Linked DNA regions of Mus musculus: region 1 is linked to region 2. A link is a loop called in an ENCODE intact Hi-C map of the cell type or tissue named here. Cell type or tissue: heart. All regions are shown on one strand. Region 1 holds the start of Fam53a (family with sequence similarity 53, member A). Region 2 holds the start of Nelfa (negative elongation factor complex member A, Whsc2).

Region 1 (4,000 bases), 310 kb before region 2:
CTTTTAAAAAAAAGGAAGCTGGGCAGTGATGGTCCACACCTCTAGTCCCAGCACCGCAGAGGCAGGGGTAGATGGTTCTCAGAGAAACCATGTCCTGAAGAACAGAAAAAGAAAAAGAAAGAGAAAGAGAAAGAGAAAGAGAAAGAGAAAGAGAAAAAGAAAGGGAAAAGAAAAAGAAAAAGAAAAAGAAAAAGAAAAAGAAAAAGAAAAAGAAAAAGAAAAAGAAAGGGAAAAGAAGATTGTTTGGGCTACAGGGTTAGCTCACTGGTTAAGAGCACTGGCTACTCTTGCGGAGGACTGTATTAGATCCCTCGGAACTACATGATGGCTCATAAACTCCTGTAACTCCAGTCCTATGGGACCACCACTCTCTTCCCTCCTCCAAGGACACCAAGCATGCACGTGATGAAGACACACAATCAGGCAAAACAGTCACCCACACCCATGAAACAAGTGTTTTAATTTAAAAAGGAAAAAAAAAAAAAGGATTGTTCAGCATCTTCTGTCTCAAGAGTAGCAACTAAAATTCTCTCTTTTACGGTTGCCAAATCCAACCTAGGGGAAGATCTGAAAGGCCATGTGACTTGGTATGGCTCCAGTCCAAGCCACAAGCTCACACACCAGAGGAAAAAGTTCCAGAACCAAGATCTAAGCTCCAGGGACAGCAAGCAGAATCATTTATCAGGCCATGAGAAGGGACCGGGCTTGCTATGCTCACTAAACAAAGAGACGTAAAGAGGAGAACAGGTGCCAGAGGAGTCATCAGAAAGAACGACCAACCACTAACCAAAACAGCAAAGTCCATCTACTCTTCCTAATCAATTTCAATTTCCACCTTGGCGTAATATTCAGAATTTGGAAAAACTATCCTCGGTCCTACCTTGTTCTGAGATGCTGAACTTCCCTTCCAAGACCCACTTTCCTAAGATGACCAAATATGTATTTGAAGCAGCAGCATCAGTGAGCACAAGTCAAATTTCTTAATGTAAAAACTAAAGTACACCTTTCAAGTCAAACTAGTCCATCTTCAAAATTCTCAGAGCTGAAACATCATTATAAACTTAAGTAGTGGGGCTGGAGGGTTAGAATAAGCTTAGATTCATACTTAAAGATATATCTAATGATTAAATACCTTGAAGTGCAAAAAATTAAAGTGATTTTAATTTGGAGTGATAGATCACAGATCTGTAATTAAGACTAATGTACAAAGGCAATAGCATTCGGAGCGGTAAAATACATTGTGAACATCGCACATCCCATCCTCCACACAGGAAGTCTTAAAGGGACTTACACACCCTCAGTCTACGCAGGAAAGTGGCTTCGGAATAGACTTCCAAGTCACCTTCCACAGGTCGTTGGGGAGGATCTGCTCTTGGGATTCCCTTAAGGGACCATCATATCTCGTCAAACTTCCTGCTTCCTGAATACAAAATAACAATCACTGAGTCTCAACAACAGCGGGTTCACGGGCCCACGGACTCAGCATGGCGACAACAGGTCTCAAAGTCGACATGAAAAGTGATTCAACAAGTGGCAGCGCGCCCCAGGCGCAGCGGGCAGGCCTTACCGCCTGGCGTGCAGGAGCGCGCACAACAGAATGCTTGGGGCCTGGCCTAATTGGAGGGGTCCCCGGACTCGCCACGAGTTCGGGGAGCTGGGGCCCAGGGGACTCTAGGGAGCTGGGGCCCAGGGTTCTTTCAGATGCTGGGTCCCCGAGGACCTTAGGATGTCGGGGACACGGGACACGAGGACAGTGCTGGGCCCGGGGCGCGCGGGGACCTTAAGGTGCTGAGACGCCGGCTGGCCCTAGAGGGTGTTCCGCGCGCTGTGCCGATGCACCCGGCTCTCGACGTGCGGCTGCGCGGCGCCGGCCGACGTACGGAGACTCCGGGATCGCAGCGCAAGGACACGGCGTTGCGGTGGCTGGAGCTCTTAGCGATGAGCAGGCGAACGACGGCGCAGAGCACTCTCCGCGAGGCGAGTGAGCACCGAGCTCCGTAGCTGGGGCAGGGCGCCGGCCGCGCAGGCCGCGCTCCGCGCATGGGGACGGTGAGCCTCAGTCACCGCGGAACAAAACCGCAGCCGACGCCCCGCCCCCTCCGGACGCCCTCATTGGTCGCCGCGCCGCTACCACCGCCCCGAGCCGTCAGCCGTCCGCTCGCGCACCCGCCCGCGGAAGCCGCCGCAAGCAATCAACCCTCAGCCGCACCGCTAGGCGGGCGACGTCACTGCCCGGCGTGTTGTGGGTGTGGCCTCGTGACGCCCCGCCCCCGTTTCCTCTCACTTCCCTCCTACGGGTACCGTGCGCCGCTGCTGGCCCCGCCCCCCTGTGCGAGCTGGCCCGCGCCGGGTGTGACGTTAACCTTCGGGTGTCCGCGGGGCATCGAAGGCCGGTAGTGGTACCTATAGGCTCCCGGATTCCAAAGTCCGATGTGACCACCTTCATCTCCCTGCCTTTTTTCTTTTTCTTTCTTTCTTTTATAGCAAAATCTCAGTATGAAGCTCGGACTGTAGACAAGGATGGCTTCGAACTCCTAGAGATCCTTCTGCCTCTGTCTTCCGAGCCCTGGAATTAAAGACAGGCGCCACCAATGCCCAGCTTCTCCTGTCCTTTGCTGGTAATGTGCCTTTGGGCAGGACCCTTCCCTTTGGGAGTCTCATTTCTGGACCTACCGTGTGACTGGAAGGCACTTTTGTGCATTGGGTACCGGTGCTGTGAAGGAAAGCTGCTCTGCAGGTGGGTGTGACTGGGGTGGAGCACTTCTCAGGGTGCTAGAGGCCAGGCGCAGCAAAATGAAACCGCCTGCCGACTTGGCTAGGAATAGGCTGCAATTTCACAAGCCTGTAATCCCTAGACAACCTTGTTCCCAAACAACAAAAAGTAATTTTAAAAAATGTTGCAGGGTTAGGTACAGCTACTTGATGTAGAAAATGGAATAGTTCTCATCTGGAATAAGACCTAAAAAGGAAGACATTAGAAAGCCACTGGGTATTCCTGGGGCACACCAGAAGTCTGGGCCCTGGCCACCACGTTATGGGTCTGGTAAATCCAGTTCTGTACAGGCTCAGAGGCCCAGCCAAGGGAGGCCAAGATCAACTAGAATGAGTGCCCTCACCTGCTGCATCACCTGCGACAGACCTTTCATTTCCTCCTCCAGGTTTCTTGAGGACAGGGGACTTGCGACCTGGATCACAGCAGGCAGGAGCCAGATAAGGACTGAGACATCTGGCAGGCACCTGTGCCTAAGAGGAACTCTGCCCAGAACAGTCCTCAACCACACTCTCCCTGGGCAGATCTGGACCAATGGTGGCCTTCTCAAATCACCACGGTCACCTTGTGTTTCCCAAGCCCTGCAGCTGATTAAGTTACATACGCCACACAGCTCAGCTGTATTTGAGTAATTCCTAAAGGCTTTCAGTGTGTGCCCTTTTAGGGTAATTTTCAGGGAGTTGATGAATTCACATAAAACCAGAAAGTATTTCAAACTCTCCCACAGATCAGATTGCAGAGAATGGCTTGCAAGCCAGCTGTGGGATTTCACCCAATGTCTGATAGTCCCACATAAACCACACTGGTGATGCTGAGGACAGGTGCCAGTATCAGTGTTTATCATGTCCCAAAGGTAACCAGCCAAGGGAAGATATTAAAATCATCCTTGGTTCACAGTTAGGCTGCTACTCCACCAAGGGGCCATTTTCCCTCCATGACAAAGAATAGCAATGTCACCAGCCTGTCTCCTCAATGCTTGCCTCCATCTCCCTGAGAATGTTATGTGTACCTCAGTGGGCCATGTGAAGGGGAAAGACAGTGATGGCCTAACTCCAAACCTCCACTACTCAGTGGTATACTACTACAAGCATGGGGACAGCCCGGACGACTCTAGTACATGAGTTTGCTGGTGCAGTTTCAACAATGGGTGCCAGAGGAACACACCTTAACTCACCCCAGCAGACCCTAGCTCACTTTGGTCCACAACAGCTTACTTACCCCAACACACCT
Region 2 (4,000 bases):
TCAAAACACACTAAAGGGACAGTAAGTAGCTTGGCTGGTTATCAGCAAGACACACAAATGACTCAAAAAAAAAAAAAAAAAAAAAAAAGAAGGCAGGAGCAGCAGGGCGGAAAAGCTAACCATTTGCAGGTGGTGCTGGACCATCACAGCCACCTGTAAAACTGAACTCAGCTTCACACTGAGAAACAGACAGACAGACAGACAGACACATGGAGACCACAGGCACCTCACCTCAAAAATGGAGTACTTCCTGAACAAGGCCATTCAGAAAGCTAAGCCATAGCTGGGAACTAGGACAGTGGTGAGCACCAATTAAAGAGTATTCCTCCAAAGCAACAAGTCAGGAAAAGAAAAGACAATCCGGGTCAAAATGGGTAACTCACACACAAAAAGAAAGCTAAGCAGCAGAACAAGCAAATAGTACAAAGTTCAACCAAACAATCCTACTAATATCTAAATACCTGACCTACTTGTTTTAGTGAGTATAATTCAATAAAACCATTTTGAAAGGCCACCTGGTATAATCCTACTGTCACCTCCAATGTTACTTCTAGAGTTCACATGAACATGTATTGTATCAGTCACAACAGAACAAACATGAAACAGAAAAACACAAACACACACACACACACACACAAAATGAATGAGAAAAACCAGCCACAACCTAATCGTCCATTTGCTGTCTGCTTGAAGAATGGAACCCCATAATTCGGAGTAAATCAAACTGTCTGCAACAACTTGGATGAATCTGTCCAGGTGTTTACCAACAGAAGACACACCCACACCACACGGAAAATGAATATAACGTGGAAACCTGTTGCCGTATTAAATTCAAATGAGGCAAACCCCAAATACTCGTGTGTGCTAGGAATGCACACACGATTGATAACCCTGCCAAAATAAAACCAAAAAAAAAAAAAAAAAGCCTCCTGCAGGAAAGAGGAATGGAGGTGCTTTGGAGGGACCAGCCTTGTTTTCATGTGTGGAGATAACAGGAGTCATTTAGCTAGCTCTCAGTATTTTTTAAACCGAATAAATATGCAGTTTTGTGTATATGGTATAGTGCAGCAATAAAAATTAATGATATAAAAATAATACAATAACTGGAAATGTTTAAAAACTAAGGTAACTCGGTGTTTTTAGCTGCTATCAGATGTAGTGGCCCAGACCTCCAGAGATTGAGACTGGAGGATACCAAGTATGAGATCAACCTGGGCTACACAGTGAAACTATACATATATTATTTGCGTATGTATTTGCAAAGCATAGTATAAGTTAGAGAGATGCAATGTGGAACAAGAGTACACTGAAAAGAAGCCACAGAATAGCCGGGCGTGGTGGCGCACGCCTTTAATCCCAGGAGGCAGAGGCAGGCGGATTTCTGAGTTCAAGGCCAGCCTGGTCTACAATGTGAGTTCCAGGACAGCCAGAGCTATACAGAGAAACCCTGTCTCAAAAAACAAAAACAAAACAAAACGCCACAGAATAGAGATGAACGCAAGCCGACTGATATTTGGTAAGGCAAAAGCAACAAAATTAAGGTCAGCAGTCACATGGAAAGTTGCACTAACAGCCCCGAACCAAGAGTAGCTTCGGAGCTGAAGCATCCAGCACTGCGGAAGGGGCGGGCCTGGCTGTTGTGGCCATGGCCCCACGACCCCCGAACGCGACAGCGCCCAGCGGCTGGAAGTACTAAGGTGTAGGGGCTAACGGCGCCAAAACGGAGCTGCGCGCGGCCGGCGGGAGAAGGGCAAGGTGCGGCGCCGGAGCCGGCGGGAGGCAGGAGCGGTGCTCCGGCCGGAGAGAGGCTGGCCCGCGTCCTCACCTCGTCCACGGTGCGGCGCGGGAGATGCAGCGTCCCGAGCAGTAGCTTGAGCTTCACGGCCGAGGAGAGGCGGTGGAAGCAGAGGCGGATGTTATCGATGACCGCGGCGGTGAGCAGGGACGCGATGCTGGGTGGCGCCCACAGCTCGTCCGTGGCGCCCAGCTTGTTGTGCAGCCACAGGCCGGTGTCACTCTCCCTCATGGAAGCCATCTTGGCGGCGGCAGCGCGCGTCGGCCGGCATCTTACGCGGACGCCTACGTGTCCCCGGCGAGGACCCCCAACATGGCGGCACCCGTTGGCGCGGGGCGGGGTCTCGAGTGCAACTGCAAATGGCCCCGCCTTCTGGAGGCTTCGAGCCGAGGCGCAAGAACAGGGAGTGGGCGGTGAGTCTCCGCGAAAAGAACTCTGGGTTTCCGTAACGCATGATGGCGGCACCTACTAGGGCGCCGGGCAATGCCGTAGCCATTTGAGTCGCATCCGTGTGTCGTCGAGATGTTCCGCTCAGAGTACCGCAGTGAGGCGCAACAGTTTGGTTTCCCGGTGTGCGGCTCATTGGAAGGAGTCCGGAGAGCGCGCTGGGCTCGTTCTCCACAGACAGTCTTGAATGGCCCTTGCCCGTCCTGCATACAGTGCTGCCTCAGGTCCGCATACAGGTCCGTTCCGTGTCGGGGATGTCACTAGGCCATTTCCCATGGTTATGTGGTCGCGATGGCTGTGGTTAATCATCAGGGCAATTGCAAAGTAGTTCAGAGTACGGTCTTTCAAAGGCTGATCCTCCACAGCTGCTGAGAAGCCTAAATTCACCCTGTAGTGTCTCTCTTTATCAGAACTTGACAGTGTAGTTCTGTCCATCCTTCGAACTCACTCTGTAGACCAAGCTGGCCTCAAATTCCGAGATCCACTTACCTCTGCCTCCCAAGTACTGGGATTAAAGCCCTAGGCCACTCACAAGGCAGTGTCAGCAAAAGTGGCAGTAGGGCACGACTCTGGTCACAGATATTTAGGAGATTGAAAAGGATCGGTTGGGCCGAGGAGGTAGAGGCCATCCTGTGCAAAATAGTGAAACGAATCTCTTAAAACACTAAGTATCCTGGGAGTGGTGGTTCATGTCTGTAATTCCTGGAATTTGAGCTCAGATAGGAGGGTTTGAGTCCATTTTGAGCCACAGAATGAAAATATATAACTAAATGTAAATTGTTTTCTCCTAATTGAAATATTTCATGAAGAGGGGAGAGCAGCTCTTAAGACTTAGCATGGTAATTAAATGTACAAGCCTGAGGAAACTTGGAAAGGCATAAGACTCACTAGGCCACTTCCCATGGTTATATTAACAACTATTGACAGAAGAGACTGTGGAATTGCCTGATTCAAGGGACTGGGAGCCTCAGGTATCCAGCATTTGGTGACAGCTGTAGTGGAGTGGTCTTTCCTGACACTTTAAGTTACTCAGACTTGCCTGGTGGTGGTGGCACACACCTTTAATCCCAGCACTTGGGATGAAGAGGTAGGTGGATTTCTGAGTTCGAGGCCAGCCGGGTCTACAGAGTGAATTCCAGGACATCCAGGGCTACACAGAGAAACCCTGTCTTGGAAAAAAAAAATGTTGCTCATCCTTGAAGTAGGTTTTTGCTACTTTGTGGGTTCTTTTTCCCACCCTTCATCCTCCCATCCATTTCACCCTCTATCATTAGATAGAGAAGGAAGGATAGAGGAGGAGGAGAGAGAGAGAGATCCCTGAATCTAGTTTCTTCTTTGAGCACCGCTACTAACAAACCACAATCCCCTCCCCCTGCTCCCAATGGCTAACAATCACCAACTCCACTTATCAGGGCTCTAGCATTTATATACCCTCTGAAAAATTCCCAGAATTTCAAATGCCACACAAACACAGAAACTATCTGCAGCTGGCAAAACCATGGCTCTGCTAATCAGTCAGCTGCTACAAAGCAGCCCCATATCCCCACACTTAATATTAAGACAAAAACATAATATTTCTGTGTTTTTTAAAGAAAGCAAAATATCAGAATTCTGAAAATTGCCACTACACATAATTGCCAGGTGTGGTGGTACACATCTTTAATCCTAGCACTCAGGAGGCAGAGTCAGTAAGGTTTGAGGCAAGACAGGTCTACAGAAAAAGTCCCAGGACAGCCAAGGCTACATGAAGGAAGCCTG

What was found. A loop is a pair of places that touch in the nucleus more often than their neighbours do. Peaks named below come from ENCODE experiments on the same cell type or tissue, not always from the same donor. Only the 100,000 strongest peaks of a DNase experiment are listed, where the experiment ranks them.
Region 1: a loop joins it to region 2, with 3 times the contacts of the local background. A loop is called at or near these places in 1 of 42 quality-filtered maps.

What each region holds. Positions count from the first base shown.
Region 1 is chr5:33,627,558-33,631,557 of GRCm38, forward strand. It overlaps Fam53a (family with sequence similarity 53, member A), which reads right to left and starts at 2,078. Exons shown (of 6, transcript NM_178390.3): 1 at 1,780-2,078; 2 at 1,296-1,420. It also overlaps Gm9903. In heart, a CTCF peak has its summit at 2,209; DNase peaks (open chromatin) are centred at 604, 2,214, 2,684 and 3,184; H3K4me3 peaks cover 2,871 bases; H3K27ac peaks cover 2,529 bases.
Region 2 is chr5:33,934,201-33,938,200 of GRCm38, forward strand. It overlaps Nelfa (negative elongation factor complex member A, Whsc2), which reads right to left and starts at 2,071. Exons shown (of 11, transcript NM_011914.3): 1 at 1,826-2,071. The coding sequence starts at 2,035. In heart, a CTCF peak has its summit at 1,841; a DNase peak (open chromatin) is centred at 2,171; H3K4me3 peaks cover 3,017 bases; H3K27ac peaks cover 1,620 bases.